3 separate regions of the Homo sapiens genome follow, and all the other regions are linked to region 3. A link is a loop called in an ENCODE intact Hi-C map of the cell type or tissue named here. Cell type or tissue: A673. All regions are shown on one strand. Region 1 holds the start of LOC107986516 (a long non-coding RNA gene). Region 2 holds the start of LOC124901250 (a long non-coding RNA gene). Region 3 overlaps NRN1 (neuritin 1).

Region 1 (8,000 bases), 100 kb before region 3:
TGGTTTAGTCTTGGGAGAGTGTATGTGTCGAGGAATTTATCCATTTCTTCTAGATTTTCTAGTTTATTTGTGTAGAGGTGTTTGTAGTATTCTCTGATGGTAGTTTGTATTTCTGTGGGATCGGTGGTGATATCCCCTTTATCATTTTTTATTGCGTGTATTAGATTTTTCTCTCTTTTTTTCTTTATTAGTCTTGCTAGCAGTCTATCAATTTTGTTGATCCTTTCAAAAAACCAGCTCCTGGATTCATTAATTTTTTGAAGGGTTTTTTGTGTCTGTATTTCCTTCAGTTCTGCTCTGATTTTAGTTATTTCTTGCCTTCTGCTAGCTTTTGAATGTGTTTGCTCTTGCTTTTCTAGTTCTTTTAATTGTGATGTTAGGGTGTCAATTTTGGATCTTTCCTGCTTTCTCTTGTGGGCATTTAGTGCTATAAATTTCCCTCTACACACTGCTTTGAATGTGTTCCAGAGATTCTGGTATGTTGTGTCTTTGTTCTCGTTGGTTTCAAAGAACATCTTTATTTCTGCCTTCATTTCGTTATGTCCCCAGTAGTCATTCAGGAGCAGGTTGTTCAGTTTCCATGTAGTTGAGCGGTTTTGAGTGAGATTCTTAATCCTGAGTTCTAGTTTGATTGCACTGTGGTCTGAGAGTTTGTTATAATTTCTGTTCTTTTACATTTGCTGAGGAGAGCTTTACTTCCAAGTATGTGGTCAATTTTGGAATAGGTGTGGTGTGGTGCTGAAAAAAATGTATATTCTGTTGATTTGGGGTGGAGAGTTCTGTAGATGTCTATTAGGTCCGCTTGGTGCAGAGCTGAGTTCAATTCCTGGGTATCCTTGTTGACTTTCTGTCTCGTTGATCTGTCTAATGTTGACAGTGGGGTGTTAAAGTCTCCCATTATTAATGTGTGGGAATCTAAGTCTCTTTGTAGGTCTCTAAGAACTTGCTTTATGAATCTTGGTGCTCCTGTATTGGGTGCATATATATTTAGGATAGTTAGCTCTTCTTGTTGAATTGATCCCTTTACCATTATGTAATGGCCTTCTTTGTCTCTTTTGATCTTTGTTGGTTTAAAGTCTGTTTTATTAGAGACTAGGATTGCAACCCCTGCCTTTTTTTGTTTTCCATTTGCTTGGTAGATCTTCCTCCATCCTTTTATTTTGAGCCTATGTGTGTCTCTGCAGGTGAGATGGGTTTCCTGAATACAGCACACTGATGGGTCTTGACTCTTTATCCAATTTGCCAGTCTGTGTCTTTTAATTGGAGCATTTAGTCCATTTACATTTAAAGTTAATATTGTTATGTGTGAATTTAATCCTGTCATTATGATGTTAGCTCGTTATTTTGCTCGTTAGTTGCTGCAGTTTCTTCCTAGTCTCGATGGTCTTTACATTTTGGCATGATTTTGTAGCAGCTGGTACTGGTTGTTCCTTTCCATGTTTAGCGCTTCCTTCAGGAGCTCTTTTAGGGCAGGCCTGGTGGTGACAAACTCTCTCAGCATTTGCTTGTCTGTAAAGTATTTTATTTCTCCTTTGCTTATGAAGCTTAGTTTGGCTGGATATGAAATTCTGGGTTGAAAATTCTTTTCTTTAAGAATGTTGAATATTGGCCCCCACTCTCTTCTGGCTTGTAAATTCTTTTCTTTAAGAATGTTGAATATTGGCCCCCACTCTCTTCTGGCTTGTAGGGTTTCTGCCAAGAGATCTGCTGTTAGTCTGATGGGCTTCCCTTTGAGGGTAACCCAACCTTTCTCTCTGGCTGCCCTTAACATTTTTTCCTTCATTTCAGCTTTGGTGAATCTGACAATTATGTGTCTTGGAGTTGCTCATCTCGAGGAGTATCTTTGTGGTGTTCTCTGTATTTCCTGAATCTGAACGTTGGCCTGCCTTGCTAGATTGGGGAAGTTCTCCTGGATAATATCCTGCAGAGTGTTTTCCAACTTGGTTCCATTCTCCCTGTCACTTTCAGGTACACCAATCAGACGTAGATTTGGTCTTTTCACATAATCCCATATTTCTTGGAGGCTTTGCTCATTTCTTTTTATTCTTTTTTCTCTAAACTTCCCTTCTCGCTTCATTTCATTCATTTCATCTTCCATCGCTGATACCCTTTCTTCCAGTTGATCGCATTGGCTCCTGAGGCTTCTGCATTCTTCACGTAGTTCTCGAGCCTTGGTTTTCAGCTCCATCAGCTCCTTTAAGCACTTCTCTGTATTGGTTATTCTAGTTATACATTCTTCTAAATTTTTTTCAAAGTTTTCAACTTCTTTGCCTTTGGTTTGAATGTCCTCCCGTAGCTCAGAGTAATTTGATCATCTGAAGCCTTCTTCTCTCAGCTCGTCAAAGTCATTCTCCATCCAGCTTTGTTCCGTTGCTGGTGAGGAACTGCATTCCTTTGGAGGAGGAGAGGCGGTCTGCTTTTTAGAGTTTCCAGTTTTTCTGTTCTGTTTTTTCCCCATCTTTGTGGTTTTATCTACTTTTGGTCTTTGATGATGGTGATGTACAGATGGGTTTTTGGTGTGGATGTCCTTTCTGTTTGTCAGTTTTCCTTCTAACAGACAGGACACTCAGCTGCAGGTCTGTTGGAGTACCCTGCCGTGTGAGGTGTCTGTGTGCCCCTGCTGGGGGGTGCCTCCCAGTTAGGCTGCTCGGGGGTCAGGGGTCAGGGACCCACTTGAGGAGGCAGTCTGCCCGTTCTCAGATCTCCAGCTGCGTGCTGGGAGAACCAGTGCTCTCTTCAAAGCTGTCAGACAGGGACATTTAAGTCTGCACAGGTTACTGCTGTCTTTTTGTTTGTCTGTGCCCTGCCCCCAGAGGTGGAGCCTACAGAGGCAGGCAGGCCTCCTTGAGCTGTGGTGGGCTCCGCCCAGTTCGAGCTTCCCGGCTGCTTTGTTTACCTAAGTAAGCCTGGGCAATGGCGGGCGCCCCTCCCCCAGCCTCGCTGCCGCCTTGCAGTTTGATCTCAGACTGCTGTGCTAGCAATCAGCGAGACTCCGTGGGCGTAGGACCCTCCGAGCCAGGTGCCGGATATAATCTCGTGGTGCGCTGTTTTTTTTTGTTTTGTTTTTTTTTTTGTTTGTTTTTTTTTGAGACGGAGTCTCGCTCTGTCGCCCAGGCCGGACTGCGGACTGCAGTGGCGCAATCTCGGCTCACTGCAAGCTCCGCTTCCCGGGTTCACGCCATTCTCCTGCCTCAGCCTCCCGAGTAGCTGGGACTACAGGCGGTGCGCCGTTTTTTAAGCCCGTCGGAAAAGCGCAGTATTCGGGTGGGAGTGACCCGATTTTCCAGGTGCCGTCCGTCACCCCTTTCTTTGACTCGGAAAGGGAACTCCCTGACCCCTTGCGCTTCCCGAGTGAGGCAGTGCCTCGCCCTGCTTCGGCTCGCACACGGTGCGCGCACCCACTGACCTGCGCCCGCTCTCTGGCACTCCCTAGTGAGATGAACCCGGTACCTCAGATGGAAATGCAGAAATCACCGTCTTCTGCGTCGCTCACGCTGGGAGCTGTAGACCGGAGCTGTTCCTATTCGGCCATCTTGGCTCCTCCAGGCCAATTTACTTTCAAAAATACCTGCATCCAGGAACTCTCATGCTAGCAGGATGAGGTAATGACTATTTCCCATACTCGTGTCAACTTTGAGCAATGCTAGGAATTTCCATATGTCCAAACAACTGTTTATCAGGAAATGCAACAAGGTACTTTTGACACTGAGCGTGAAAGGAACTCATTGAACCAAAATCTTCCAAAAAGACTGGAACATAAGAGAGCGGATGAAGAGCATAATAGAAGAGAAGTGCCAGGGAGGAGGATTATCTTAGGCAGAGCACACTGAGGATGGAGAGTTACCAGCCCTCCCGAGCTGTCGTTGGCACTGAACCAATGAGAGCCATTCATGTGCCTGTCTGTGCCTTGTGTTTTTCTTCTTCAACATATACTTTAGAACATCCATTCTGTGCAAAGCTCTGTGCCCACAGCTGTTGAGATGCCAGATGCATGCTGTTCCCTGCCCTGAAGACCCCAGCAGTCAGGCCAGGGAGAGAAGACATTCTTAGACAACCCAACAGTCGTCCCTGGGGAAAGGTGAGTGGTGCCCGATGAGGGATTGAATAAGAGAAGACATCACCATGGGCTACAGTGGTCAGGAAAGGCTTTGGAATAGAACAGCAAATCTTTATGGAGCGTTTACTGGGTACCACGCAGTGTTTTAAGCACTTTCTGAATCACTGAATATTCACAGTAACCCATATTAGGTAGGCACTAATAGTACCTACAATTTACCAATGAGAAAATTGAGGCACAAGAGTTGAAATACCTTGCACCAGGTTGCGGAGGTGGTGGTAAATGGGGGAGTCAAGCAGATGGGTTCTGGATTCCTTATTAACCGTGATTCTATGCAGCCTTCACATTTAAGTTACTATCAACGTGTAACAAATCACTATGACCATAGTTGCATAAAGCAACTGTTTTATTATGCTCCCAAATTCTGTGGGTCAGGAATTTGGATAGAACACATCAGGGACAGCTTGGCTCTGCTCCACGTCTGGGGCCTTGACTGGGTGCATGAACACCGGGGGTTGACTCAATATGACCGGAATCACCTGGAGGCATCCATGTGTCCAGTAGATGATACTGGCTGTCAGCTGGGACCTCAGCTGTGGCTGCAGCTGGAACACCCATACGTGGCCTCTCCAGGTGGCCTGGGCTTCTACACAGCATGGTGGCCTCAGAGCAGTCAGACTTCATACACTATGGCTTAAGGCTCTAAAGGCAAGTGTCCCAGCAAACAAAGAGGAAGCAGCATTGCCTTTCCTGAGCTAACCCTGGAAGTCCCACAGTCTCAAGCCCACTCAGATTTAACAGGAGGGGATACAGACCCCTCCCTCCACCCAAACTCTCGATGGGAGGAATGTCAAAGAATTTGCAGCCATTTTTTTGGTAATAGACTTTACTTTTAAGAGCAGTTTTAGGTTTACAGCAAAATTGGTTAGAAGGTACAGAACTTTCCCATATATCATATTGCCTGCCTTCCACGGCAGTCTTTTTTTTTTCCTTTTTTTTTTTTTTTTTTTTTGGAGTCTCGCTCTGTTGCCAGGCTGGAGGGCAGTGGTGCGATCTTGGCTCACTGCAACCTCCGCCTCCTGGGTCCAAGCAATTCTCCTGTCTCAGCCTCCCGGGTAGCTGGGACTACAGGCACACGCCACCATGGCTGGCTAATTTTTTTGTATTTTTAGTAAAGATGAGGTTTTACCATGTTTGTCAGGATGGTCTTGATCTCTTGACCTCGTGATCTGCCTGCCTCAGCCTCCCAAAGTGCTGAGATTACAGGCGTGAGCCACCGTGGTCTGGCGTGGTACTTTTTTGTAGGAAGGGCTCTCTTCCTTGTATTTCCATATGGCAAGGTCACTTTGCTTGTCGTCAGATGGAGTATTATAAAATAAAGCCAAACTCGTCTATTTGTGCTTACACTGGCCTTTCAGATTAAACAAATCCTTAATATTGGCAAAGGGCCTGACAAGCCTTTAGTATTAATTAATTCTTGGAAGTCTCTGGGGAGAAGGTAAGTATTCTTGGGAACTGACAAAATGAATTGTTTCATTAAGCAGGTAAACCATTCCTCTAAGCCCTGTGCCAACTTCTGACCTGTGAGTTCTCTTTGTATCAGGCTGGCCAGGGGCCCTCAGGCCATGCCAAGCTTGTAGGCAGAGCTGGACGAGGGCACGATGGGTCACGTGCGTGTGTCTCTTTTCTTTACTGTTCACTGCCAGGCTCTCTCCAGGCTTTTCAAATTCCAGGCTTTCCCTACTTTGTAAGTGAATTTGACCAGCATTTTCCTCCCAAAGTCACAGTTGAGTGTTCAAAATGAGGATCCACTGGTGTCTGTTGCTGATGTGGCATAAAGGCTGCTTGAGTGGAAGGAACATCTGTCCTTGATAGGCTTCTACTATTTTCCAGTAACTTATTTTAAAAATTTACATCATTACTTTACACATGGGAAGGCTGTGTTTGCTTTCTTCTCTCTGCTCTTTCTCACCCCATACCCAATAGGCCCAATATCCCTCAATCTAGAAATAGTCTGGAGGTGTGGGTGCCCAATCACAAGTCATCCAGATTTTCACTGCCCATCGAATGTGCAAAGAATTGGGATTCTTGCCTGATATCCTTGTCATGTGTTGTGTACTTATCCTTATTGTCATTCTTCGGACTGGTTATGGAGTTTATGGCTAAGGGGAGTATAGACCCTCACCCTCCTAACCCACTTGCTTGCAGCAGCTTTTTCTGCAGGTGTGTCTGTCTTGGTCACTGGGCTGGATGCCTGCCTATTAAGCAGGGGCCTCCTCTTAGCTACTTTCTTCTCCTGATCAAGGCTTTGCTCATGACTGATGCCCAGCATTGGATCAGGGCTTTGCTCATGACTGATGCCCAGCATTGGATCAGGGCTTTGCTCATGACTGATTCTCAACATCGTAGACATGACTTAATTTGCCAATGTTCAGTTCTCTTCTAACTTTGGATTACAGTTCTGCATGCCCTTGAATTCAGGACAGGTGGGGTGATGGGTTCTAGACGATGACATGAGGATAGACGTGATGTGTGTGCCTTCTGGGATAAGGCGTTTATTTGCCAGAACTTGCCTTATTGGCCCTTCCCTTTCCTGCCATGGGGAACACTGAAGCCTCACATAGAGATGGCTCTGTCATAAGATGTTGTGGTAATTTTGTGGAGAAGACCTCCCTCCCCACCACCAACCCATGATGGGCATGTTGCATGAGGGAGAAATAGCCTCTCAGTGTGTTCAGCCTCCGAGATTTTGGTGGTGTTTGTTGCTATAGCCTATCCTAGCTTATGGGTTGGCAAACTATGGCCCATGGGTCAAATCTGGTCATTCACTTGTTTTTGCAAATGAAGTTTTATTGGGACACAGCCATACCCATTCACTTATATATTGTCTACACCTGCTTTCACACAGCAATGACAGCAATGAACAGTTGTGACAGATGCTGCATGGTCTAGAAAGTAGAAAATTGTACTATTTGGCCCTACAGAGAGAAGGTTTGCTGATGCCCACCTATCCTGACTGATACACTCGATAAAAGTCTCTTGAATTATTAAATTGACAATGAAAAGGTAGAAGCCCAAAGCTGATGCTAAAATAATGTGAGATAACTTTGCACGATAATCAACGCAGCTTAATTGGCAAGCATTGATTAAGCGCCAGTTATGTGTCAGACTTGGGGGAAATGATTTTTCCTTGGGGTCCTAGGGGTTTGGGGATGGCAGGAGGTGTTGCTGTCCTTCTTAAGTTTGGGAAGTAAAGACTTGAGGTGCGAAGGAGGATGTGACAAGAGGATTCAAACCCCAAGGATTCTGCATGAACTGAGGGATTTATCACCACTGTCTCCATCGAAGTCCATTCATTCACCAAACATGCTGTGAGCTGTTGTCATTTACTATGTATGGTGTTAGCTGAATAGATGGCACAAAGGATTATTAGGCAATTACAATATAGTGTGATGGGTGTTAGGATTGGAGTGTGCAAGACACTGGGGAAGGATATACCCTTGATAGAGCCAAAATGGCAACTGGTGTAATTCCCTGAGACTGAAGCCAGGTGAAGGCTGAGAATTGCTTGTTGGCCAACTGTAGTACTTAGGGATTTTCTTCCCTAGGGAGAAAGCCCTGGAACAATCTCTTTACACCCTAGATTTGCACAGCAGTTCTCAGATCCTTGCTTTAGGCAGAGCCCCACTGCTAAGTCTTGTAACACAAAAGAGCTTTGCCTATGCACAGCTTTCTCTGGTTCTTTTTATCCTATCCTCCCCTGACAGGCAGCCTGGAAAGAAGCATCCTATTGATCATGACAGCACAATTGGAACTTGTGGATTTTTTTTTTTTTTTTTTTTTACTCCAGGGTCGGGAGGAAGAGGCTGGTGGCGTCCCTTCCTCTAGGGTGGGAGGTAATGAGCGGTAGATACCCACGCACTGACACGATCATCAGCGTGGA
Region 2 (8,000 bases), 170 kb before region 3:
GCTTCTGGAGTGAGCACTGAATCTCAGATCAGCTTCCTCCTCAGTCTGCATAGAAGGCTGGAAGTGCTGTCAAACAGGGTCCTGAACTCTTGGGGGCAGGTTGGGGAGTCTGCCAGTCTCTATTGGCAGGTTGGCCAATAGGGACGCTATTCCCTGTTGGCCACCACTGCCATGACGGGAGGACCTGGGTGGGAGGTTTCTGGAGCTCAGTGACAACCACCAAGCCAGCATGTGTGACTAGGGCTGGGTTTGAAGGAGGAGCTCAAGGCAGTAAGAGAAATGCAGCCTCAGTGGTTGAGGTCCCTCCACATTCATGCCTTTAACCAGCTCGACCCTCTCCAGCCCCTTAGCAGAGACAATGAAGCATCCCTGCTTCCCTGCCCATTGGCTGGACCTTCTGTGCTCAATCCGACCTCACTTTCTGCTTCCAGTTCCTCGTTTCAAGTGGAAATCTCACAGTTTCTAACCCTCTTGGCAGGGCTTCTGTCTTTTGCTCTGAACTCTTCCTGAGACTTCATGTCAGGATTCAATCTCTCTAGTTTTAACCCCTCTGGTTCTTCCCATCCTTGAACCCACCTCGCCTGGCTCTAGCCCATGGGTCTTCTATATGCATCTGCCTAGACCCTGTCCCCTGTGAGAGAAACTGACCATGGGATGATGGGTGTTCAGGGCTGCCTTCAGGATGTGGCTTCAAAAGGCAACTGCCCCTGAGTCCCTGTGGTGCTGAGGAAGGTAAGGAATGGGGACAAGGAGGACAATGACCATGCCCCAGAGCAGGCTTCTGAGGAGGTGTCAGGGAGGACTCTCCCCCTGTTTTCACAGGCCCCAAAGTTTGCTGGACGGGCCTGGTGGTGAGCAACAGCGTGGTGTGTTTGTGTTCTTGTGGGAGGTGGCAGGAAACAAGCCCAGAGTCAGGGGAGAATTTCCCCGGGTCACCCACAGGCTAGCACTCAAGACCCAGCAGCAGCACTGGGCTTCAAGCCACCAGCCATCCTCTCCAGATGCTGCTCCCTCAACAGGAGAGCAGAAGGCTCCATTCCACCCCACCATCAGTGCCTCTTCTCAGAGTGAAGCTCACTAACTTCTCAGAGTGAGGCTCACTAATGTTCACTAACTGAGCCTTGAAGCACACTTAGGGGAGGCAAGAAGGAGGAGCGCCAGGCCCTGAGTCCTGGGGAGAAGTGACGCTGAGCACCGTTTCTGTACTAAATGCACATGAATCAACTTGCCACTTCCTCTAGCTCAGGACTTGTCCCTGTCACCTTTTTTTTTTTGAGATGGAGTTTCACTCTTTTTGCCCAGGCTGGAGTGCAATGGCGTGACCTTGGCTCACTGCAACCTCTGCCTCCCGGGTTCAAGTGATTCTCCTGCTTCAGCCTCCTGAGTAGCTGGGATTACAGCCCCCACCACCATGCCTGGGTAATTTTTGTATTTTTAGTACAGATGGGGTTTCACCATGTTGTCCAGGCTGACCTCGAACTCCTGACCTTAGGTGATCCACCCACCTCGGCCTCCCAAAGTGCTGGGATTACAGGGGTTTGCCACTGTGCCCGGCCATCCCTGTCACCTTTAAACAGCATTGTCCACAGCTTAATGTCTGCAGGGCCAGAGCATGGCCTCTCTCCATGTTCCTGTGAAGAGCCTTCATTGGAATCATCCTGGGCCATAGAGCTTTAACGTGCTGTCCAGCTAGCCCCTCCACTAGGGCAGCAAGGAGAAAGAAGCTTATTTATTTATTTATTTATTATTTATTTATTTTAAGTTAAAGCAACAGCAACTCAACTAAATGGCAAGGAAACAAATCCAGACAGTCCCCCACTTATGATGTTTCCATTTACAATTTTTCAGCTTTACGATGATATGAAAGTGACATGCATTCAGTAGAAACCATACTTCTATACCCATACAACCATTATGTTTTTCACTTTCAGTACAGTATTCAATAAATTACATGAGCTATTCAACACATTATTATAAAATAGGCTTTGTGTTAGATGATTTTGCCCAATTATAGACTAATGAAAGTTCTGAGCACACTTAAGGTAGGCCAGGCTAAGCTATGATGTTGGGTAAATTAGGGGCATTAAATACACTTTTTAATTTTAATATTTATTTATTTAGAGACAGGATCTCACTCTGTCACCCCGGCTGGAGTGCAGTGGCTCCATCTTGGCTCACTGCAACCTCCACCTCCCGGGCTCAAGTAATCCTCCCACCTCAGCCTCCTGAGTAGCTGGGACCACAGACACGCTCCACTATGCCCAGCTAATTTTTGTATTTTTAGTAGAGATGGGATTTCGCTATGTTGCCTAGGCTGGTCTTGAACTCCTGAGCTCAAGTGATCTGCCTGCCTCAGCCTCCCAAAGTGCTGGGATTACAGGCATGAGCCACCATGCCTGGCCTAAAAATGCTTTTGACTTACAGTGTTACCTACCAACAGTGAGTTTATTGGGACATAGCCCCATCGTAAGTCAAGGAACATCTGTAAATCAATTAAAAAATGGACACAGGACCTGAACAGACATTTCTCAAGAGAAGACATACAAATGGCCAATAGGTGTATGAGAAAATATTCATCATTAATCATCATGGAAATGAAAATTAAAACCATAATAAGATAGCACCTCACACCTGCTAGGATGGCTAAGGATGTGGAGAAAAGCAAACCCTTGCACATTTGGCGGGGATGTAAGTTAGTGCAGCCATTATGGAAAATAATGTGGAGGTTCTTCAAAAAATTAAAAATAGAACTCCCGTATGATCCAGCAATCCCACTACTGGGGATATGTCCAAAGGAAATGAAATCAGTATGTTGAAGAGATATCTGCACTCCCATGTTCATTGAAGCATTCTTCACAGAAGCCAAGACAGGGAGTATCCATCAATGGATGAATGGAAAAAGAAAATATGATGTATATACACAATGCAATACTATTCAGCCTCTAAAAAGAAGGAAATCCTGTTCTTTGCAACATGGGTGGACCTAGAGGACATTAGGTAAGTGAAATAAGCCAGGCACTGAAAGCCAAATACGGCATGATCCCGGTTACACGGGGAATCTAAAAAAAGTCAAACTCATAGAAACAAAGAATAGGATGGTGGTTACCAGGGGTTGGGGGTTGGGGGGCTTGGGGAGATGTTGATGAAAAGATTAAAATTGTCATTTAGACAGGAGGAAGAATTTCAAGACATCTATTGTACAACATGGTGACTACAATTAATATATTGTATACTAGAAAATTGCTAAGAGTAGATTTTAAGTATTCTCATCACAAAAAATGTATGTGAGGTAATGCACGGTTAATTAGCTTGGATCAGCCATTCTACATGTCAAAATATCAAAACTTGCTGTACACACAAATGCATACAATTTTGTCAATTAAAAAAAGTTACGGATTTTATCTAGACAAAAACAAGAGATATAAGAGAACAAACCAACACCAGCAGCCACTGTGACCATTTGAGCCCACCCGTGGGGGGACTGGTACTTTACACGTGTTGTATCTTTTCTGGCTCTCTCTCTCCAACCCTGCAGGGCAGGTGGCATCTCTACTTAACCATGAGGGAACAGAGGCTCAGCCAGCATGTTGAGACACCAGAATTCAAAAGCCCAGTATCCTCCCAGGACTCCATTAAAGCAGATGTGCAGAAGGCAGTACGGCCGGAGCACAACCAATGCCCCTGGGGGAGGCCCACGGGACCGTTAGGAAAATAAGACAGGCACAGGAAAGAGATGTCCAGCGTCTGAAGACAAAGCCACAATGAAAGCCACCATTCTGGGGTTGGGAAGGTAAAGAACTTCAAACCAGATAAATGAAGACTGCAGAAGAAAGAGGAAGAAATGGAAGTTGCTCTCTGACAGGACAACATGAATTTGGCAAGGGGTGGATTAGGCCGAGTGCTATCCACGGTGATGAAACACAGCAGCCGGTAGTCATGAAATATTTATGAATGGGGAGAGGATGCTGCATTCTGCAGTGCAGCACAGGGGAAACCGAAGTTTCAAGAATACTGTAATAGCAAAACCCTCCATTAATTATCGGAAGCAAGCTGTAATGCCAGTTCCTATGGCAACAGGGTCCCCAATGGATTTTGTGCTTTTTTTTTTTTAAGCTGCTCCCATTTACTATGGTACATTGCATTTATTTTCTATCGGAGGTTTTGTGCTTGTCTTCTGCAAATGAATTCATCCTGTCCTCACAGTGGCTGGTGTGGAGACCGACAGGCTGGGGCCTGGGGAAGGTTAAAGATTATGCAACTTTGAGCTAAATGCTCTGTAAGCACATTGATGACTGCTATGAGCACCTTCACTTCTGAGGGGAAAAGGAGGGGAGGGCAGGAAAGAGGTGTGGAAGGGAATAACTAGGGTGCATGGCTAATTAGAGGGCATCTATCCCAGCCCCCACACGCATGGTCTTTGGAATCCAGGCTTGCACCAGGGAAGAGTCCTTGAACCCAGCTGGGCTCTCCAACAACGTGCCTGCTGCAGCTGCAGTGGAAGCTGATAATTGCTCAGAAAGCTCAGACACAGAGTCCTCTGGGGTAAGGGTGCTGGAGAGAACAGTGGCTTGGTTCCCAGAGGAGCAGGCTGCCCCTCCCAGAGAAGCACTCCACCTGTAGGCCCAATCTCTCTGCACCGCCCCCCCCCCCCACATTGCTTATCAGCTCCCCCTCAGTGTGAAGTGGGAGTTTAATCTGGTGGCCCTTTGAATGCGGGTCTTCCAGGGGAGATGTTCTGTGTTTGCCTGGCCATGGGCTGCTGTTCACAGAAACATTCTGTCCCAGGCCACAGGAGCGCCTCAGAGCCACCCTGGGGTGTGGGCGAAGCGGTCAACAGCGGCTTCCTCCATCCTTCCCCGGATGAATGACTGACAAGTTGATGGCGGAGCACCCCGCCGCTCACTCAGGAAGAGGCTGCCTCCAGGTGGGGAGCTTGTACGTTTCCCTCTCAGGGCTGCAGCTGTGGCTTGGGAGGTGTCCTGTCTTTTTGGTGGCCTCATGAGGGCTGTGTGAGTCCTGATAAATGGCATAGGATGGGGAGTCCCCTTAATGGGGGACAGTACAGGTCTCCTGTCCGTGGGGCTATTCCAGGTTAAAAATAGATTCTACCGCTGCAGAATGATTATGCTGGCTCTACTGTGCTTTCTAAGTCACCAAAGGGACTCACAAGCATGTGTGAGTAGAACTGGGAGGATGCCAGAAGAGGGATGAAATAAAAATTGTGTACGTATATGTTTCTTTTTGTGGAATTCTACCTGGAGCCATAGGAGTACGACTTACCACTCAAGAGAAAGGCTGTGCCCAGAGCCAAGGAGGAGCTGTGGAGACGTTTCTCCCAAGTCATCCGTTCTCCCTATTTAGACTTCAACCTTAGGACGGACCTTCAGGCATCCAGGCCACCTACTGACCTCTCTGGCATGGGTGGGAACCGGGAGCTCGTTGGTAAGCAGGAGGATTCAGGACTATCGAGCGAACACCACTTCCTCCGTGGCACGCACCGCGCTGTGTCTTTGGGCTCATCATCTCATCACCTCTGCACAGGAAGATTATCTCCCCCACTTCGTGATGAGGAAACGGAGGCTCCAGGAGGCAAGTCATTGCCCAGGCCACACTGCTCCTCAGAGGCAGAGCTGAGATCAGAACTCACTTCTGTCTGACCCCAAAGCCTGTGCCAAACGCCTTGCTCGCTGGCCTCTTGCAGGGAAGGGCAGTGTCCCATTGCAGCCAGGCCCCAGCACAATACCAGGCTCTGCAGGCCCTGCATCACTTTCCCAAGGCCCAAAGGGGGCACACCACAAAATGCTGGGGGTGTAGGAAGAAGATATCAGAAATTCTAGTTATGATTTCCTCTTATCCTAGTAAAATACCAACTTCTATGTCTGTGTTGTGATGCATTTATGAGCTCAGCAGCACATTTATAGAATTTATAAATCAATAAACCTTCACATTGTGGAATACATGCTCAAGTTTATTTTACTGATATTGGAAGTGAGCAAAAAGACTAGAGTATCATGTTCAAGATAGTGACCAGGGACCACCCCAGGGCTCCTCGGGGACCAGAAAGGATGGCTTGCCGAGGGTGGCCTCCATCTTCCCTGCAGCATTGTTTGTTCCCCGGGATCCTTCCAGGCCCGCTCAACTCTGATCTCAGTCCCCTGTGCATTTCTGTAGGAAGCTCGCTTTTACTAGACCTGAGAGTTCAGGCAAGCCCTGTACCCTCGGGAGGCCGGCTGTGTGCTCTGCTGTTGTTTGCTCTCTATGGGGGCTCTCCAGTGGTCCAGCGGGCATTACAGGAGCACAGGGAGGACGAGGGGAATGGAGAAGGGGGATTGAAGGGCACATACACTTAGACCCCCACCGGCCACCTACAGAAGGCCTGAGGGGACAGCCCTTTCTGAAGTGATGCCTTCCTCTGTTGGGAAGCCAGGAGCCTCCCCTGGTGGGACCCATGAGGCCCTGGGGGTGGGGCAGGGTATGTGGGACGGGCACAGAGCCCCTTCAGTTTCCTTCTCAGGCCAGAATCATAACTGTCCATGCATTCCTTAAAAGCAGAGAGGGACCCTCTTCTTCCCCATCCATCAACAGCCTTCAGAGTCTAATTACATGCATAGAGCTTCAGTTCCCTTCTCTGTAAAATGGGGCTAATACTAATAAGACCTCTTCAGGGCAGTGTGGGAAGTCAATGAAACTCCATCTCTAAAATCACCCAGCAGATCATAGGATCTTGAAGTAAGCACAGTGTTTGGCATACAATAGGCACTCATCAATGCTGGTTCCTTTCACTCTCTGCCACTTGCTGCCTGTGCATGAGTTAACGTCCCAATGCCTCAGTTTCTTCATTTTCAAATGAAAGATGATGCCTATCCTCAACTTCAGATGAGATCAGGCACGTTCAGGGTGGTATGGCCATAGACCCCAACTTCAAAACAACAGGCACATCCATTCAATTCAGGTAGCACCCACCAACTGTACCATGGGCTTAAGAGGCAGGAAGAACATGGTGTGAGCCCACAGCTTCGGGTCCTGTTGCTCACTCTCTGCACATCCTTGTGCAGTTATCTGGGGTCACTTGCTGGCCTTTTTGAGTCTCAGTTTTCTTATTTGTAAGCTGGGGATAGTCATATCTCATTAGATTTTTAGGAGGACTAAATGGGACAATAAATATAAAATGCTCAGCACAAAACTTAGTCTATGGTCAGTGCTCAACAAATATCAGTCACTGATAATAGTAGAACCACCTGGAAATGACACTGTCATTTCCAGGCCCTCATGAGGATTCTCATTTACTCGTCATACTAGCCCTGCAAAATGGACACTATTGCTTCCGTTATACAGATGAGGAAACTGAGGCTCAGAGAAGCTAAGTAACTTCTTCAAAGTTGCCCAGGCTGGGCGCGGTGCCTCATGCCTGTAATCCCAGCACTTTGGGAGGCCAAGGCAGGCAGATTACTTGAGGGGAGGAGTTTGAGAACAGCCTGGCCAACATGACAAAACCCCCTCTCTACCAAAAATATAAAAATTAGCCAGGCGTGGTGGCACGTGCCTATAGTCCCAGCTACTCAGGAGGCTGAGGCAGGAGAATTGCTTGAACCAGGGAGGAAGGGGTTGAGCATGCCACTGCACTTCAGCCTGGGCAATAGAGCAAGACTCTGTCTCAAAAAAAAATAAAAAAATAAAAAAGTTGCCCAGTGACAGAGCCAAGTCTTGCTTTACAAGCCTAGGCTCGCTCTCCTACACTAACTACCTGGCCCCATGCTGCCCAGTCCTGGGCTGGCTGCAGGAGGCTGCTGCATTACCCACCTCAAACCACACAAGCACTGGCAGTAACAAGAGGCCGTAGAGAACCTAGAGTTCTCCAGTGGGTGTGGTTCTCTGGCTGCCGTGGGCTGCCAGGGATCCCTTAGATCACAGACTCCACAGTTCTTTCTTGCCACCTCCAGAAGTGAGGCTGCAGCCCCATGAGCCAGGCAGCAGGAAGGGAGGAAGTCTCGCTTCTTGCC
Region 3 (8,000 bases):
TTTTTTGTCCTTAGAAATTAATTCTACAATGTCTTCTTTTTCTCACAAACACCATCACCCCACGTTGAAATGAAGCTGCTGTCTCCTCTGAATGCACACATGGACAAAGAAGGGCCCTGAGAAATCCCTAGTACACATACATCCTGAACCCTCAGGCCTCACTGGTGTGATGTGTTCCCTTAACTAAACTGGTACAGTGCAAATAATGACTTGTACTAGTTTTCTATTTGCAGTTTTAACAAATTTCCACAAATTTGATGGCTTAAATAATAGGATTTTATTATCTTGCCATTAGTTCTGAAGGTCAGAAGTCTGACATTGGTTACTGGGCTAAAATCACTGGGGCGCATTTCTTTCTGAAGACACTAGGGAGGAATCAGTTTTCTTTTTTTTTTTTTTTCTAGTTTCTAGAGGCTGCCCAAATTCCTTGGTTTCTGGCCTCTTCCTCTATCTTCAAAGCCAGCAAGGGTGGGTTGAATCTTCCCATCACATGACTCTGACCTCTTCTTTTTTCCTCTTCCACTTTTAAAGACCTTTGTTATTACATTGGCCTCTAGGGATAATCCAGGATAAACTCCCTATTTTAAAGGCAGCCGATTTAGCAGTCTAATTCCACCTGCAACCTTAATTCTCTTTTTACCACATTAACTAACACATTTACGGGTTCCAGGGATTGAGTCACAGACATTTTTGCAAGGACGTTTTTCTGCTTACCACAGGACTTAAATTTATTTGTTGTGTTTTTTCTTTGTGTTTCTTTGCCTCAAAATAGTAATAGAACAAGCAAAGCGAAGTGATCTCTTAAGGCAGGTTCCCCAAACAGGTTAGCATTCAAAGGTCAGCTCTCGCTCTTGCTCCTTGCTGGTCTTAGGCAAGTTACTAACCTCTCTCCAAACCTCAGCTCATCATCTGTAAAATGGGGATAATACAATCCTCTTACAGAAATTGTGAAGGAGATGGGATGATGTTTGTAAAGCTTCACCGTAACACCTAGCATGTAGTAAGTGCTCAATGAAAGTTAAAGTTTTTAAAAAGTTAGAGTAAATGTGGTGGGGTGGGAGTGATGAGAGAGAAGAGACAGTGCAATCTAGATCTCTGTACCCTGAATCCCCCTAGATGGTTCAGCCTTCCTTGTCGCTCTCCATGGGTTGGATCCTGCTCACAGAAGCCTCTCAGACTCTCTGGGTGGGTGGGAGAGGAAAAGAAAAGTTCAGCTGTCATCTTTGCCGCCCTTGTTCTGTGGTTGCTGTTTTCTTTTCCTTTGCTGCCTCCTTCCATCGCTGGCCCTCCACTGCAGACAGGCCGGGGGATCGCAGCCTCGGTGCAGAGCTGGCTCAGGCTGAGTGTCCCGAATGGAAACTGCAGGAGCAGTGGGGAGACATGCAGCTGAGCCCCACCTCTGCCAGTTCACAATCACTCACTGAGCCAGCCCAGCACGGTCCAAGCCCTAAACTCCCCGAGGCATTTTGATTAGATTAGCCAGTGAGAGCCAGGGTCTTCCAGGACTAGTTATGCCTGACTTTGCACAAAAGTCACTCCCTGCGAAGCCCTTGCCACTGCTCCTGGGGAGGGGAACCCAAAGTCCAGCTGACCCTTCCCCACCAGTGCAGGAGGACACTCTGGTGGTGATCAGGGCCTGGGAGGGACCCAAGGAATCTAATGCAGATGGTGGGAAAGCCTGACCTTCCAGAGCAGCAAGGTTACTTACTGGGTTGACAAAAAAGGCAAAAAGTGTTAGCATACAGTGTTGATAAGGATGCAGGGAATCTCTACATCCTTTGGGAAAGTAAACAAACATCTTCTCAAATGAAAAGCACACATACATACCTTTCTGCCCAGCAATCCAACTTTGATCAAGCCTATTGTATTGAAGAAATTAAAATACTAGTACATAACGTTGTTTGAACAGGAATATTTATGAACACAATACTTATACAGTACAAAAAACCTTGAAAAACTTAAATATTCATCAATAGAAGGAATTATGTCACCATTTAAAAGGAGATATTTAACTATTGCTCTTGAGGAATTTGGTTGCAGAGAAATACATATTACAATTTTGCAGAAATGAAACAAAGCGAAACCCAAAGCCAACCTCCATATATGTATGTGTGTATATGTGTGTAACAGCACGGGGAAAGGCATGGAAGAACACACGTCAACCTGCTACCATTTATTAGTGGAGGGAGGATGTTTTCTTCCCTCTCTGTACTCTTGAATTGCTTCATTGTTTACAATAACTTCATTACATTTTTCAATGTTGGGAGAGGAATTTAAGATAAATGGTGGGAGTGAGCGGGGGCAGGGAAGAGAAGTTGTCAAGGAAGATACAGGAGAAATCCCATGCTGGGAGAACCTGGCCACTCTAGTTGGGGGTTTGCAGAAAGCAAAAGCCAGGGGTCTGGCCTGGGCACTGAGGGGGATGGGGTGGAGTAGAGTCTGGGGGTGCACACATTGTTGAGCGACCTGGCTATTTGAACTCAAGGAGCTTATCTAGAACATCCTTTGAGAAGGCCAGAGAGGATGATGGATCACTGGGTAGTAGCCTGCAGTAAGAGGAATTTAAAACGCTTTACCATAAAGAATAACTGCTCCCAAAATATTAAAAGAATGAGGTTCTCAAGGTTATTTTGAAGAATTCGGTGAGATCCACCTGAGGAAATTAAATTAGTACTACCTAGCACGAGGTAACTGGCATGTTGTCCGAAAGAGCTTTACCTATACTGTCTCATTTGATACAAGGTACAATCCTATGAGGTAAGTATTATTATCGTTATTTTACAGAGGAGGAAACTGAGGTATAGCGGGGTTCAGTATCCCGCCCATGGTCATGCAGGTGGGAACAGGAGTGTTCCGGCTCCGAAGTCCTGGCTCTTGGAAGCCACACTAAAGGCTGCGTCCTTCCAGGGCGCAACTCTGGGCGCAAATGTTACACTCTCCTCCCCTCACCCGGTGGGGGTGGAGTGGGGAGAAAGGGCCTTCTCCGTGCGCCTGCCGGGATGGCCGGAGTTCGGTGGGGCCAAGCTGAGGTTCCTCTCCTGGGGCTGGGCAGGGTTTGGGCTAACTCTTCTCCCGCCGGCATTCGGGTTTGGGGGCCGAGGCTGCCCAAGAGTTAACCTCCAAAAGGGCCCTGCAGGGGGTGCTTTCTCTACACTGTTCTTCTCTTGGGTAGTGGAGGGGTTGGTGGGGGAACCACAAGCTACAAGATTACAAAGTTGCTAGACTCCTTAGCCTAGGGAGGTACGATGATTTGGGACCGGGTGTGGAGGTGTGGGCGGGGTGGGGGGTGCGGTGTCTTCCGGAGCCCTAAGCTGGCGTCCTCAGCCGCTCCTTTCCGTTCCTACCCCCCACCCCCAGCTCACCACTTCGTTTTCACGTCTGGGAGGGGAGCGGGGGGCGGTGATGGGGAGGAGACCAACGCTTTGATTTCCCCTGGTAGGTGTTCTGAGTGGCTAGGGATCCTTCCCTCGCGTGCCCCTGGGTCGGGGCGGTAGACAGCTCCAGAGGATGGACGGCCAGCGTGAAAGCTAGAGCTCGTGTATTGTAGGGAAAAGTGGGGGTGGCGGGGAGATAATGGTTGAATACCTTCCTGATATTTGAGGGAGAATTCGGCAAGGGGGAAATCTCTGGCTCCATCTTTGGCTGACTCATCGGATTTCCTGGGGTGGGCTCCGGGAGAAGGCTCGGGGCTGGCGCTCCTGCCTCGGTCCGTCCAGCACCAAGACGCCAGGTTCCCGGCGGCCCTGGCCCTCTGGGGGTACTGATTACAGTGGAAAGATCTCTGCGTCCGCAGAAGGAGAATTTGTGTCAAGGTTCTTGTGCGCCTTTTCTTCTCTGGGGGTTCTGAATGAAAATAAGTCCCAAGGTCATCTTTGTCCCTTAGCTCTTGCCCAGAGCTCTATCTGCGTCTCCAAGCTTCTCCATCATCTCCTTTTGTGTTTCAGGTGATCGCCCACCTTTCTTCCCTTCTAACCCTACTTCCGGATCTTTTTCCCCCTCGTTTCTCCCCGTGTCCCCCATTTTCCACGCTCGAGTCCTTTTTCTCGTGCCAGTTTCCTCCCTCCGTCCGATTTCCTTTCCCACGGGCCCTGGAGTTCCTCGGGCCCAGGCAGGGCTCTGGAACTGGCCTGACATGTTCATAATAAGGATTGTCAGACACGGTACTCAAGTGAACTACCTTGTCTTGAACTTACTAGGACAGAGGATGTGATAAAGGAGGTCCTTCTCTAATCCCAACAGCTCCTCAAAGGCTCGAAGCCAGCCTGAGTGGGCCACTTGAAGAGCCACGGGCTGTGGGAAGATACGGAGAGGCTACTCCGACGTGGGGAGGAGGTAGGTATGACGATGTCCTCTGTGCCTGAAGCCCACTCCGTCCCACTCCCAATACTCCCACCATCTCATCAGTGGGGCATGCTCGCCCTGGTTAATGTCATCTCCCTGAACTGCCAACGAGGCTAGCAGCTTTGCTGCTTAAAACCGGTAACATCAACCAACATATGGAGATGTCATCATGATTAAACGGCAAATTATAGCCGAAGACGGCGCGATAATAATCTAAACAATCACCACAAGAAGAAACGTTCTCTAACGCTCCAGTTGCGGAAGCCTGCGTTTCCAAGACTCGCGGCCCTGCGTTCCCAGGGATATCTCCGTGCTCACGTGAGCGTGGTCCTCGGCTTGGGACAGACAAGGGAGCCCCAGACAGGACGATAAGGTTTGGAGATTCCCAGGGCGATCTGGGACTCCGTGGCGTGGGGGCTTGGAAGCGCGTGGAGGGGCTGAGAGAGGGGAGAGGGCGCCCTTCCTCTAGGGCGGCCCCGTCTGGGAAGCAGTTGGAACAGCAGTAGGAGCCAGGGGTTCCTAGAGAAGAACCCTGTTAGGAGAGCAGACCAGCCCGCGCTCCCAGTCCCCGCCCCCTCGCCCCTTCTGCCCCGCCCTTAGCCTGCCTCTTCCTAGATCTTCCAGGACATTGATTTCCGAGTAGGAAGCCCGCGCTGCTAGGGGAGGGGCGTCCTCTGTGGGTCGTGGGGGGGTTTCCCTTCTCTCCACAGTCGGAGCAGAAGGGCGCCTGCCTTTTATTTTGACAAGCAATGGGCTTAGTTGTGAGCACTTGTTTGCCCCCAATATGTAGAGGAAAAGATACTGATAGGAGGCGGCGTGCTACGATGGCAAAAATGGAGAAGACCCTCCCTCTTTATCCTGGTTCTCCTCCTTGTTAAATAGATTCGTATTTAAGATAGGCACAGACATTCTAATTTGAATTCCAGGGGTTGAACTCCAGTTAGAATCATCCTATTTATACGCAGACCGAAAATAACCATTGAAACGAAACCAACAAAATGCAACTATTTTCCAAAACCCCGAGCGTTTGCTGGTGGGTGACCACCCCGCGCAGGTAGCGCGGATCTGCTTTGGTTTTGACTGAGAACCCGGGTTTTGACTGAGACCTCCGTCGGGAGGAGGGGACTGGGTGGGAGTTAGCGGGCGAAACGATTCCCCGGAGTGGCCCCGAGCGGCGCGTGCGTGAACGCGCGGCCGTAATATATGCTGCCATTAAGAATCCGTGCAGCTTCCAGCGCTCCGGGCGCAGGGACGCATGTGTTGCTGGAATTCAATCCGTGGGGGGAATGCAGATTGGGCTGCGACTCACTGGGTTTGATTTATGAACTGTTACACTAGCAATTGTTTACACATTGCATTTCAGAGCCCGGGCCCACCCTCCCCGCAGCGGGCGGCGGGCTTCGTGCGGGAACCTGCTGCAGCCCCCTTGGTCTCTCTCCATCCTCCTCCCTTCCCCCGTCCCCCCCCCCCGGGGCCCCCGCAGCTTCCTCCCACAGCCACCTTCTCCAAGAAATCAGATTTCGATTTCTCTGAACCCAGAGACCTGCATGCAGTTCTTTCTCCCCCGCCTACTCCAGGCCTGCAGTCCCCGGACCCGGGTCGCCTCTGCCCATTTACTCCGGAATGTTTACTTCTCTTTAAGGCCATGCGGGGCCTATAAATAGGAGAGGTGGAATCAGCCCCACTGCCAGATCAATAGGGCCCGTCTCCTCGCCATTTCAGCTGAGCTGTCTTATTAATTATGAAAGGATTCACCTGATCCCTGCCAGGGAACACAGCCTCTCGGCCCCTCTGCTGGAGCCCTTAATGGCGGTTCCTTCGCAAGCTGCCTCTGGCCACCGCACAGGAAGAGGCGAATCGTGGTTAGGCCGAGCCTGCGAGGATCGTGGTTAGGGCTCCGGCCCGCCTGAGGCGGGGGCAGACGGCCGGCCACTGGCATTGTCTGCCTGTGCGAGCAAGCCCAGTTCCTCTAAATCTCAAACAGAAAGAATCTCTGCTTTGTAATTAATTTAAAAACAACTTTCATTTTCTCTTTTTTAAGGAAGCACGGTTTCGGGGAAGTGGCCAAGTGGCTTAAGTGAGGAGGGTCTGCTTGAAGGTGGCAGGTCTGCTTGAAGCGGCTTCCTGAAGAGGTGAGCTTATCACCGGCATCCTGTGTCCCTTCAGGTTCCCTGAGAACTGGGTCAAGAAAGCAGGTTGGGGTAGGAAACAAACGACACCCCCATTTCAAACAATAACTTTTATTTTATACTTCTCTATACTTTGTAGCAAATCTTTTTTTGCTGAATTTAATTTATAATAAACTTTTTAAATTACATCTCTCTCTCTTTTTTTTTTAAAATCAAGGCTCTTTTATGTCAAAATCTTTTTTTAGCTATATTTTAGATTAACATTTAACATCCCCCCCTTGTGATCTATACCGTTGGATATTCAGGTATTACTGTGTGTGTAACAGCTAAAACAAGAGGGAGGAGGGAAAATAAAGGCAGTGAACTTGGACGGATGCATCAACAACAGCAGATAAAGCTAACCCCTCAGTGACCATAGCAGCATGTCTTCTGGAAGCCTTTACTCTTACCCCAGAGATTTCCTCAGCCCCTTCCCTCTCTCCCTCCTATCCTCCAAACACAAAGCCAACAGTCTGTCCTTTCGCTTTTCTTGAGGAGAAATGTGCAGTGGAAATGATCAAAACAAGATACTGTGGAAGAACGACGTGAGCGTGAATTATTCACCGTATGTTTCGTCCGTGGACATCTCTCTTGAATTCATTCCCCTGGCCTTCTCCTCTCCTCGCCTTCCTATTAGGAGGAGCCCATCATTTTTCATGTTACTAGCATGATTAATATAGTAGGTGGCCCAGGGCCGTTCCTGAGATTCTTTTGCCAACAAAAAAAATTAATAATAATAAAATTAAAAAATGGGGTGGGTTTGCCGTTTTCTTATTTGTGTGTGAAGACGGACTAAAGCTGAGGTCCGATTTTGGCTGTGCTTGCTTGCTCACTGATTGGTAACATTTGGCAAATAAAACACAAGAAATCAAACGAAATAAAAAAGAGAATCAGGATTTCCCACAATCCTATATGAGTGTTTTCAGCATCACAGAGAATCACAACGTCCCCAAAGAACTAATGGATCTTCCTCTCGATTTCCGGGAGCATGGAGTGAGTGTGGGTGGGCGCGCGGGGGGAGCTGGCCCCACGCTCAGAAGGAAAGCCAGGTCGCTAAAGCTGCCGAGAGAGACACCAGGAGCACCGGGAACGCCGGGAGCAGGGACCCCGCCGCCCCGTTGCCGCTGCCGCAGAGTTCGAATAAGCTGCCTTGGATGTTGAGGTTTTTGGATTCTTTTCTCAGTTTATCCCACATATCTTTCGCCCCTTCCTGGCAATCCGTAAGGGCTGTGACCGTGCAGCTGTGGAAATCCTCCCAGTATCTGGTGAGGAACAGAACAAAACAGAACAAGCAGGTTCACTTGGGACGCCGGGAACACCCCGGGCTTGCGCCCCTGCGCCTCCCCGCTGGCGGCCCCGCCAACTTCCCGGGGTGTCCCCTCCCTACCTTCTCTTCACCGCCCTGGCGCCTGGCCTGCGCGAGGTCGGGACTCGCGGGACCTCCGCCTACCCCAGAAGCGGCTGTCTAAAGCGGGGGTGGGGGGGCGCCCC

Evidence for each region. Hi-C counts contacts between places; a loop is a spot of excess contacts. Peaks named below come from ENCODE experiments on the same cell type or tissue, not always from the same donor. Only the 100,000 strongest peaks of a DNase experiment are listed, where the experiment ranks them.
Region 1: it touches region 3 in a loop (3-fold over the local background); 4 of 110 quality-filtered maps call a loop at or near these places.
Region 2: it touches region 3 in a loop (2.4-fold over the local background); 3 of 110 quality-filtered maps call a loop at or near these places.

Annotation. Positions count from the first base shown.
Region 1 is chr6:5,888,870-5,896,869 of GRCh38, forward strand. LOC107986516 (a long non-coding RNA gene) reads left to right here and starts at 2,699. Exons shown (of 2, transcript XR_007059427.1): 1 at 2,699-4,078. RefSeq lists an enhancer at 2,637-3,266. In A673, no CTCF peak of the experiment used is centred here; no DNase peak of the experiment used is centred here; H3K4me3 peaks cover 735 bases; H3K27ac peaks cover 768 bases.
Region 2 is chr6:5,823,609-5,831,608 of GRCh38, forward strand. It overlaps LOC124901250 (a long non-coding RNA gene), which reads left to right and starts at 2,935. Exons shown (of 2, transcript XR_007059424.1): 1 at 2,935-2,997; 2 at 3,536-5,955. In A673, no CTCF peak of the experiment used is centred here; a DNase peak (open chromatin) is centred at 3,983.
Region 3 is chr6:5,991,434-5,999,433 of GRCh38, forward strand. It overlaps NRN1 (neuritin 1), which reads right to left. Exons shown (of 3, transcript NM_016588.3): 3 at 6,566-7,771. The coding sequence ends at 7,543. It overlaps LOC105374898 (a long non-coding RNA gene), which reads left to right. Exons shown (of 2, transcript XR_926413.4): 1 at 1-4,332; 2 at 6,383-6,658. Among named protein-coding and RNA genes, the nearest start is that of NRN1, 11 kb to the right of the region's middle. RefSeq lists enhancers at 6,418-7,617, 7,275-8,000. In A673, CTCF peaks have their summits at 3,141 (motif pointing right) and 4,802; DNase peaks (open chromatin) are centred at 4,938, 5,548 and 7,978; H3K4me3 peaks cover 3,096 bases; H3K27ac peaks cover 3,083 bases.